2 separate regions of the Homo sapiens genome follow, and region 2 is linked to region 1. Evidence: chromatin loops called from intact Hi-C (ENCODE). Cell type or tissue: IMR-90. All regions are shown on one strand. Links, peaks and the distances in the headings refer to the core of each region. The heading gives the core; the rest is flanking DNA. Region 1 overlaps LINC03000 (long intergenic non-protein coding RNA 3000). Region 2 has its middle 34 kb from the start of LINC01938.

Region 1 (5,391 bases), core at 258-5,257:
GCAATAGGCATTGCATTGTTAGCATTACTGCCAAGTTACATTATGAACTCTTGCAACTTTTAGCGGTTTGTCTGCAAACTGATATGGAAGGTAAAAGTTGTGGGTGCTCTAGTGTTAGAAAGGAACAAACAACAAAATTTACTACAACTTAATGTTGGTCTTATTTTTATAATTATATAACTTACAGAACTTTTCTTACTTCCTTTAAAACATGTCTCTGCTTGAATTCTCCCAGAATACACTCCCTGATGGATTGCCCCAGTCTTAAAAACTTAATGCACCCTACACTATTAGGACTAAAACAACATTTCCAACACGGGATTCCATCAAACACAAGCACTAGACGATGTAAACAGGTCCATGGCTGAAAATAACGCTCCTTCAACAAATAATCACGTTGAAGACCAGGTATATTATGTATTCCTCTGGCACGCATAATAAACATTTGGCATGTATAATGAGTATTAGTATCATATTGAGGTTCAGAATTCCTGAACCACTGTTCACCCCTCTTTCCCAAACTTATTTGTACATGAAACACCTTTTCCCCCATAGTTTCCCTATTACTAACCCCAGGTAAAGTCTTCCAAGGAACAACAATGGAGAAAATGCTGGCATAATTATGATTCAAACACATTCACACAAGAATCAACTCTGTTAGAGAAACATTCTGTGACAGGTGAGGGTTTCCTAGTTGGCAACACATTAGGAACCAGAATGTTGGCGGTAATTATCAGGTGGGGTTTTCTGAGTCTAATCCTATGTTCAAGAATATTTCAACTTGGGAATTTAAGATTGAGAATGACTAAATTTATAGTAAGGAATAAGTGTGCATGTGTGTATATAGCATATGATATACAATAAGAAAATAAAACAGATAAATGATAGATAAAGCCAATAGAGTTTTAAATCTGACATGCATTTTAAAGTCTTATTCACTAAGGAATTTGTGTATTTCCTAATCACATTCACAGTAAAGAAATTATCTCAATTTTTGCCCAGATGCTCCCTCTTTGCTATCTTCTATAACTTAGGGTCTGCTAGTTCTTCTTTGTGTCTCTCATAATCAGTATTTTTGTCTTTTATCCCTCTGTAAGAATGGTGACTTAATTCTATGGATGTTAATATCAATGTCATAAATTCTCTTTTATGTTTAAAAAACCATGTCTACACATGTATGCACACAGAGGGAGCAAGAGAAATGATTACATAATGATTCTATGTTTCTAAGCTTATTTTTTAAATGACTTGAAATTAAATGTATGAAGTTGTTCTCAGCAGTTCTACCTAGGGATGATAATAAAAAAGCATGGGGGTATATGGCATTTAATTTTTTTTTTACTATCATCCTATATTTGACACACAATTTGACAAAGAAAAAAATAACAGCAGAATATGCATTCATCATCTGCAATGATTGCAAAGTACATATTAAAGCCATGCTGTAACAACTGCACAGGTTCCTTCAGTGTGCTCCAGGTATTATCACACAAGAGGGCTCCAGGCTTTAACTATCTGTCAATGTGATTTCGCTCTGTCTCATAGCTTTTGCTTTTGCTCTCTTCTGTGTTTCCTTAACCTTCCTTGGTCATTGGCTTTTGGTCTCATGGCCTGCATTTGCCCGGTGCTGCAGCAGCAGGAGAGGGCTTTGGCATGCTTGCTCTTTGATAAAAATCATAATTTTTACATTTGGTTCTAGCTGAAAGCAGACCTCGCATATTGCACCATATTAGATGATGGGCTATCCAGAAAATGCTGTTTTACAAGCCCTTTGATAGCAGCAGCCCCAGGGTTTACTATTTCATCCGTCTAGGTATGCAGTTCCTAAAAACTGCATCAGCATTGTGCTTTGCTCAAAGGAAACAAGCCACAAAGACTGGCTGATAAATATTGATTAATCAAAATTGCAAAATGCTTATTTGTAAAGTACAGTTTGGAAATTAAATGTTTTATATATGGTTTCCTTTGTGGTTTGGTTTTGCCTTCCAGGTTATCTTATGTGCTTTTTGAATCTGGTAACATATTTCTTATATCTCTCCCAATAACTCTGTAGGATATTTTACAAAAGCAAAGGCATACACAATGCCTATTGCTTGAGAAAATGTACACAAAGCAAACTAAATATGCCATGGAAAGCTAATGATTGAAATCCTAATTTCCTTTGGCTTCATTTTTGAATAGAGCCTGCAAGATGAGTCTAGAAAGGAACGATATTGCCTAACAGGATTTTAAGGGTCTGCAGTGTTCATTCATGCATTAATTCTCTCAGCCACACAAGATCCATAAAATGCTTTCTGTACTGATGCTGAAAGAGCTGGAGAACAATTTACAATGTTTGTCTTCAAGTAGCTTCTAGTCCAGTGGTGAGGCATACATGGAAGTTGATGATTACAAATACCAGATGGCAGGTCCACTTGGTCTTCTTAAAATTGGTCCCTTAGCCTGCCATCTATCCCAGACAAGGGGTACATACATGTTCCTTATCTTGCATATATGCATAATTTTAACTTAGGAAAAATGCCTTCAGGATCTAGAGCCTACCAGATCAGGATTCTGCAGTCACCCATAACTTATACTCCAGGCATCTTCCAAAATGTATGTCAAGCCATACCTTAAATATATAAATTAAATACATATAAAAATTAAATACGTTTATAAATTATACATATATATGTGTGTGTGTGTATATATATATATATATATATGTTACTTTGGCCAAGGTGATGGAATGTTGGCTCAGAGCAAGAAAACTACACACACAAAATGGAGGGAATGGCTGTATACAGGCTTTCCCTAAACAGTCATAAAAATACTTTATAAAAATGAAAATATAGCCAGTGGTGAGTGGCCTCCTTTATACTGATAGAGTATTAATTTGGAAAGAGAAAGCATTTGCAGATGCTTTGATGCTGCTCTGTCGTTGCTTTATAAAGTTCTTAGCAACATTTTTGGCTGTTATGTACGTTTCTTTTGTTTCCAGTTTGTTTAAACTACTGTATGTGTGTGCAGGGAGGTATGTATGAGGGGTCCATGCAAGTAGAAACTCCATTTCCGAGGCTCCAAGCTGCTCTAGCAGAGCAGTTGAAATGATCTTAAATAAAAGTAGAATCATTCCAACACTGCCTGTGAAAGATGATATTAACATGAGGATCATAAAAAATCGATTTCCAAATTGCCATTGGGTTGCTAAATAGCACAGGGAGGTGAGATGAAGAATTAAGAAGCAAACGGAAACTTAGATATCAGAAACAGCTCAGAGGAGGGCCGAATGGAAGGGAAAGGCATAAAATGATTTTGCCAAAGGCAGCTGACAATATGCATCAGAACAGCAGGGGGAGCTATGGTATTGCAGTTGTCAAATCTCAGTTTTAATAAAGAGAAGTTTCAGATTTATGGTTCTAGCAAAGAGGACATGTTAGTGATTCTTACTTTTGTAATAAACAACCTAGCTACAGACACTGGGTTGAGCTTTAATGATCTGTATCTTCTATTGAGGCCAGGAGCGTGATCAGCACTTCCTGGGCTTTGAACAGAAGTGGTCTGTTTTACACACCGATGTGAATGAATTTACCCTCGGGTTGGTGTTTTTCTTTCTAAATGTATAGGTTTGAGTTTTGAAAGAAATCATTCTTGCCTTTGGTTAATTAAGAGGAGAAACTTGCTTTGTGGGAGAAAATGTGCAAAGTGTCAAGTAGGAAGCTAAGGAAAGTTTTCTAAATATCAGAGGTGGTTTATTTAATTGTTGATACAAGCATTTTTTTAAACAGTTTCAGTTGGCAAAGATGTAACTGACAAGTGGCAGAGTAGGTGAATGTGTACACATCAACTCTTCCATAATAACGTGTCCTCCTACCTCCCATAAGCAACTAATTTCTTAGCTGTTTAGGCTGCCTCCTGAAAATAACTATGTGGTTTTTTTTTTTGTTTTTGAGATGGAGTCTTGCTCTGTTGCCCAGGCTGGAGTGCCCAATCTCGGCTCACTGCAACTTCCACCTCCCGGGTTCAAGTGATTCCCCTGTATCAGCCTCCCGAGTAGCTGGGATTACAGGCGCCTGCCACTATACCCAGCTAATTGTTGTATTTTTAGTAGAGACAGGGTTTCATCACATTGGCCAGGCTGGTCTTGAATTCCTGACCTCAAGTGATCCACCGGCCTTGGCCAACCAAAGTTCTGGGATTACAGGCATGAGCCACAGCACCTGGTCAACTATGTATTTTATTCCTATTTAGGTTCTTACTTAAAATAGATGACTAGGTGTAGGCACAGTGAACTGAACTTATATCTCCTAGATCCATCATTATTTAAAATTACTTGGACACCAAGAAACCTGCCCATCTTCTTTTAAAGCTACTAAGACATTATTCATGAGTGGACTCCCAGTATCCTTTGGAAATGGTAGCAGGGGTGACAGCCCACAGGACAATTGTATCTAAAAGGCATCTGTCAAGCAAACTCCCTCTAAACTGAAATGATTTATTATAATTCAGGACACTGTATTAGTTTGCGAGGGCTGCCGTAACCCATTACTAACAAACTGAGTGGCTTGAAATAACAGACATTTATTTTCTCGTAGTTTGTGGGTTAGAGGTCCAAAACCAAGTTGTAGTCAGCAGAACCATGTTCTGCCAAACGCTCTAGGGAGGAATCCTTCCTTGCTACTCTCTAGCTTGTATTGGTAGCTGGTGATCCTTGTCATTCATTGGCTTTTAGGTGCACTGCTCCAATCTCTGACCCCATCGTCACATCACCCTCTTTTCTATGTCACGATGTCCTTCTCCTCTTTTTATATAGACACCAATCACTGGTTTTAAGGCCCACCTGAAATCCATGATGATATCATCTCAATCCTTAACTAACGACATCTGCAGAGACCTTATTTCCAAAAAAAGGTCATATTCTGAGGCTCTAACTGGACATGAATTTTGGGGGGACACTGTTCAACCCATTATAGGCAAAAGTAAAGGTAAATGAAGATTATTTTTACTGGTTTTAATTGAAACAATAAAGAGAGGCAAATTAGTAAAATTGTGATGATCTTAAAGATGTAAAACATGAGAAAGTAAGTACTTAGGAAAATAAATACAAATATGCTCCCAGCAAGGGCTTACATACTGTTTATTTATTATTTTATTTTATTTTATTTTATTTTTTTTGAGACAGAGTTTCGCTCTTGTTGCCCAGGCTGAAATGCAATGGTGCGATCTCGGCTCACTGCAACCTCCACCTCTCGGGTTTAAGTAATTCTCCTGCCTCAGCCTCCTGAGTAGCTGGGATTACAGGCAACCCCCACCCCAAGCCTAGCTAGTTTTTGTAGTTTTAGTAGAGATGGGGCTTTACCATGTTGGTCAGGCTGGTCTCAAACTCTTGACCTCAGGTGATCCACCCGCCTC
Region 2 (5,391 bases), core at 272-5,271, 700 kb before region 1:
TTTTGGATCTAGCCCTTTCACTCCAAGAATTTATTCTACAGATATTATCACACACATGCTACTGTTGAATAGGCAAATGTGTACACTGAAATATTGCAAAAGCAATCAATAACATGGATTATGTTCTAGAGTGGTATAGTGTGTCACTGTTAAAAATAGGGACACAAAATTGTGTTCTAATATAAAAAGATATTATAAAATATTTTAAAAAGTAACAGTCATATGAATTTCTAGAGTATTTTATCTTTTGTATGGTTGGGGAAGGGGAGCAGGAGGAGGAGTTTCTGATAAATATTCATATTTGTTTGTGAGTACATTGTCTCTGAGAGGAAATACCAAATGCTGCAAGCAGGATTTGCCTCTGGGGAAGGTAGCTGAGTGGCCAGTGTAAAGAAGGAGGTTTATTTTTGACTATGTATATATTTTCTATCTTTTAGATTGTGTATCAATGGCATGTATCACCCATTCCCCTCTCTGGCCTCAAAAAAAAAAAAAAAAAAGCGAGTATTACTCGTATGGCAAAAACAAGATGGCAGGAAGCTCAACCATGGCTATACAATCAGAATTACCATGGACCTTCTAAAAATAGGTTTATCAAAGTTTTACCCTAGAACAATTAAATCAGAGTATCTGGGTGGGGGGTTAATTTTATAAATATACACACACAAATATATGTGTATATATATGTATACATATATGCATAGAATATTCAATACATATTTAAAAATGCTAATTATATATAATTAAATGTTATACATATAAAACACACACACACACACACACACACACACACACATTTAAAGCTACCCTGGTGAGTCGAATATGTAAGCTGAGTTGAAAACCACCAGAATGGAATAATCAGTGAATCCTTCTTGGAGAAGACAGGACTCACTCTGAACTTGAAAGCTGGGTCATCCCTAGAAAGATGAATATAGACTGACTGAAATTTAGATTGCACTTATACATCTTGAGGCATCCAGCTAAATGAAATAAAAGCAGATGGATACTAAACAGGCCTGCTAAAAGAAAAAAGAGAGAAATAAACAAAAGCAGGATAAGACAGCTAGAAGAGGAGAGATAGGAGATTTACACGTGACTGATGATTCTTTGAGTAAAGAAATACAAGACATTTGTGATATTTATTATAATCATTAATGTAGGATTATTTGATACTTTAGGTGGCATGATAGTTAAGATAAATATCTCATTACTTATTTAAAACTATTGATAAATTTCAATACATACACGAACATACTTCTAAGCACTATTGACTGCATGCTACATCAACATACTTTTTGCAAAATGCTGCAGAAACTCTGACCACTGTCAAACTAACAAAATCTCACTGATATGTTTTTTTCCAGACTGGAAAAGATGACACTTTGCCAGGCAGGGGCTATATTTTTCAGCACAGAGTAAAACCAAAGGTGATGGAAGGGTACTACACTTAGTCTTAAGGTTGCAGATACACACCAAGTGTTTGACATATTGTATCACTGAATATTTTTTACTGAACTTTAATGTTGTTCCTTTAGGACGATTTTGACAGTCAGTAAAATTCAAGCCTATGGATAGATGTTAAAAGTAAATTTTTTCCTCCTATCCTTAGGTACATATATGAACCATTTTCAATTCGTATATTTAAAAGACTTCTGAAATCTGCCTGTGGCTATGCCCTGGAACACCTAGACAAATTTTTAGGTGAGAAATTCTATGAATCTGTTTACTGTAATTCCCTTCTGTGGGCAAGAAGTGGTATTGAAATCATGCCACTGTATAACTAATTTATGCCTCAATGATAAATTTGACTGCCTGAAAAAGTCAAGTTATTTAACTTTATTATGTATTTGAGGGAGAAAGTATTTTCCAAAATGCTCAGAGTAGAACTTGGCAGTATTATAGTCACATTTGGTCTTCAAAATATTCACCTATGACACTTGCAGGCAAAATGGTTATCACTCGGGAGAATAAAGTAGAATGACGAGCTTTTAAAGTAATGCTTACTGTGTCAGGCTGGAAGGGACTCATCCTTCTCTAAAGAACTCATCTTCTCTAAAGAGAAGAGATGGCCTAAAAGGTCAAAGCAGTTTCTATGTGCCTTGAAGTGCAGGGTTACAAGTGGACAGACATACACTTCAAGGACCCTCTGAGACGTTAATGTCCTATAATACTGATGTCACCTGCAGAAAGACAGTCCTAGGGGCTGTGCTGGAGACAGAAATCAAGTGATACAAGGTAAGACTTCTTTTCAGTAGAAAAGTGAAGATACGGTTTGCAATAATTAATATCTCGTACTGGTTCAGACTCATTCATTGCTATCGGAGCATGAGTGGCCATAAATATTAGTTGCATAAATTCAGTGAAGGCATCTGTCCATAATGAATGGGATCTGTCCTAAAGTGATCCAGAAGATATAAGAGCAACGCAGAGAATAGATTTCTCTGTGGCCTCTCCTAGAAGAACTTTGAGTGTCAGAACAGGTGAAAGGCAAAAACCTTCCTCTGGAAAAAAAAAAGTGCTCCTTGTCAAAATTTATTCTCTTCTGAAATAGCCAGAGAGAATATTACCTAACAGTTTTACAATCCCCTGGATTGTAACAAACCTATGACTTTTAAAAACTGTTGCTTGCTTTTTTAAAGTCCTGTCATTGATTTTATTTCAAAATTGTATTCTTTTATAATCACCACCATTTTAGAAAATGTGTTTAATCAAAAAGTCTACTCTAAGTGTCAGGACAAATTTTATAATCATGTTGTGCTCACCCCACCCCTCACTTCCCTGCACACACACACACACACACACACACACACACACACATTTTTAGCATAGTGATACAAACTCTTCCAGGGTAAACTATCAGATAACAGAGGTTGTCAGTATTCTTTAAGATAGCCTTTTGAGAATGTAGTCATTTTAGTTATCTTAGTTTAAGATAAATCTGCCATGAGATTATTCATTTTTCACAAAGTTATTTCTACCATGAATCTCCTGCTTCATCTGAAAAAAAAAATCTATGGTCATGTGTTTCAACACCAAGAAATACACCTATTTCTGTATGAGGACAGGCATTACTATTCTTGTGGTCATCATGAGAGTCATAATCCATTCACCCACAACACTTTTCAAAAATAGCTTCTGCAAATCATCAGTTCATGCTAATTCATGTGGTTTTCTGAAATATTTATTCCTGTTACTCCAATAACATGTTACATAGGTTATGTGTTTGTATTGATAAAAATAACAAAATAGTAAGTTTTTTGTATTTGCTATCTTCCTGGGGAATTCATTTAGGAATGGGCAAGCAGGAAAACAAACACCACTAGATGTCGCTATAAACAGACCATTTTTTTTTTCTGATAGATTTATTTTCTTGCATTTCCAGATTTACCAGACTGGGGGAAATTCTTTCTGGCAGTATTGATTCCATCTAATCTCTGGTTTGTTTAGTCAAAGGTTATGAACTGCTAAATTTACATTCTTTCTTGTGTCCCTTTGCACATCTGCAAAACAGTTTTTGTTAAGGAAAAATCACAGCACAGGGATTTTAAAATTGTCACCATTTTATTAATTAGGTGAGGGTGTCATGCTGAGTCAGTCAGTTTGTTATTTCTTAAGGAAGATCTTGTAGTGAGTTTGTCTCTCATTAGAGAACTGGAGGACCAGACAGATTAATGCACATGTGCTACGACATTAATTAGAGAATCAGATTGTTCACAGAATAGATAATTTGATAGTGACAATGGAAAGAGCAATCAGCTGAGCGTCTTTTAGAAAGCATCTAAGGGGCTTGAGTTGAGAAGAAAGTCCACTATGACTTACTCAAGTTAGATGTCAAATGGACACTAGAATGATAAGATCACTGAGTTACAGAGACTTTAGAAGTTTTCTAGTTTGTTTAGGTTTTTCGTATCTCTTTCCATTCAAAGCAGAATTTTTTCTATAAAACCCCTGAGCAGTCATCTTTAAGAGCATATAATTTGTGTCTCAGTGGAAGTTTCAGCAATTATACTGCAATTATATTTCTTTGTGCAAATCTGCTTAATGCATTTTGGCCAAGAAAGGGATATACTGCAACCAAACTATCCCGCAAATTGTAAACCACATTTAAAAAAAAAATATGTCACATTAAATTGACTTACACAAACCAAGTCTTAATTGGAAATATCAGCAATCAGCTGCTAAAAAGTCCTTAATAATAGACTGGTGGAGTTCGAATAACAGCAGCGACTGAGTATCAAACTTCCTTGTTAGCTGACATTTAAAAATTCACATTTTAAAAATGACATTTAGCAGACGAGATGATGATGCAAATGAAATCTATATTTAGGGAGGGGTGAAAAACAGCATCTAATTTGTAGTGATTATATATTCTGTTCTACCTGTGGAAATTCTGCTCAAGTTTCTCTAGTGTTCTTTATAAGTATCTCTTTCTCTCTTCCTCTGTCCTCTCTCTGCTCTCTCCCTCCAATTCATTCTCCTTCCCCCTGACCCCTCCCCAGCTGTCTCTTCCCTTCCCTTTTCTCTCCTTCTTCCTCCTTCTCTGCAATGAGAAGCTAAGGACATGGAGAAAACATCTGTAGTCATTCCAATCAACACACAACCAGAAGACAACCAGCACCAGGCCAGGCATGGTGGCTCATGCCTATAATCCCAGCACTTTGGGAGGCTGAGGCAGGAGGATCACCTGAGGTCAGGAGTTCGAGACCAGCCTGGCCAACATGGCGAAACTCTGTGTCTACTAAAAATACAAAAAAAATAGCTGGGCATGGTGGTAAATGCCGGTATTCCCAGCTACTCGGGAGGCTGAGGCAGGAGAATCGCTTGAACCTGGGAGGCAGGGGTTGCAGTGAGCAGAGATCATGCCACTGCACTTCAGCCTGGGTGACAGAGTGAGACTCCATCTCACACACACAAAAAAAAGACAACCAGCACCAATTGCCAGTCACCCGATGAACTACCTTAGACATAGGGACCAGTGAAATATACTCAACCCAAACTCCATTTGACTGAAAAAACAAAACCCAAGCTAGAACCACCCAAATGATCTCACCCAATTTACAGAACCATGAGAGATAATAAGTTGTTATTTTAAGCTGCTAAATTTTAGTGTGTTTTGTTATGTAGTAGCAGGTAACTGGAATATAGTCAATTTGTTTTTGAAGGAAAAAGGGGAAAGTTGTAAGAACATCCATAGACAGATAACTTGAAAGGAAGTCTCTGAGCTTCTGACTTACGCCTAACGTTAGCAGGATATTCTTTTTCTCAACCTTTCACGTGGGATTTTCTTTCTATTGCACGTGAGCTCTGAGTTATGTTTTCCCTCTTCATTTGTCATTATTATCAATTTTCCTTTCGTGCAGTCATTTTTACATTTCACATTCATTCATTGTC

What was found. A loop is a pair of places that touch in the nucleus more often than their neighbours do. Peaks named below come from ENCODE experiments on the same cell type or tissue, not always from the same donor. Only the 100,000 strongest peaks of a DNase experiment are listed, where the experiment ranks them.
Region 2: a loop joins it to region 1, with 12 times the contacts of the local background. A loop is called at or near these places in 4 of 110 quality-filtered maps.

The regions. Positions count from the first base shown.
Region 1 is chr5:164,502,294-164,507,684 of GRCh38, reverse strand. All of the region lies in intron 2 of LINC03000 (long intergenic non-protein coding RNA 3000), which reads right to left. The region is part of intron 2 of LOC102546299 (a long non-coding RNA gene); the gene reads right to left. Among named protein-coding and RNA genes, the nearest start is that of LINC02143, 38 kb to the right of the region's middle. In IMR-90, for the core only: a CTCF peak has its summit at 3,332 (motif pointing right); a DNase peak (open chromatin) is centred at 3,324.
Region 2 is chr5:165,207,247-165,212,637 of GRCh38, reverse strand. No RefSeq gene overlaps it. Among named protein-coding and RNA genes, the nearest start is that of LINC01938, 34 kb to the left of the region's middle. In IMR-90, for the core only: a CTCF peak has its summit at 3,309 (motif pointing right); no DNase peak of the experiment used is centred there.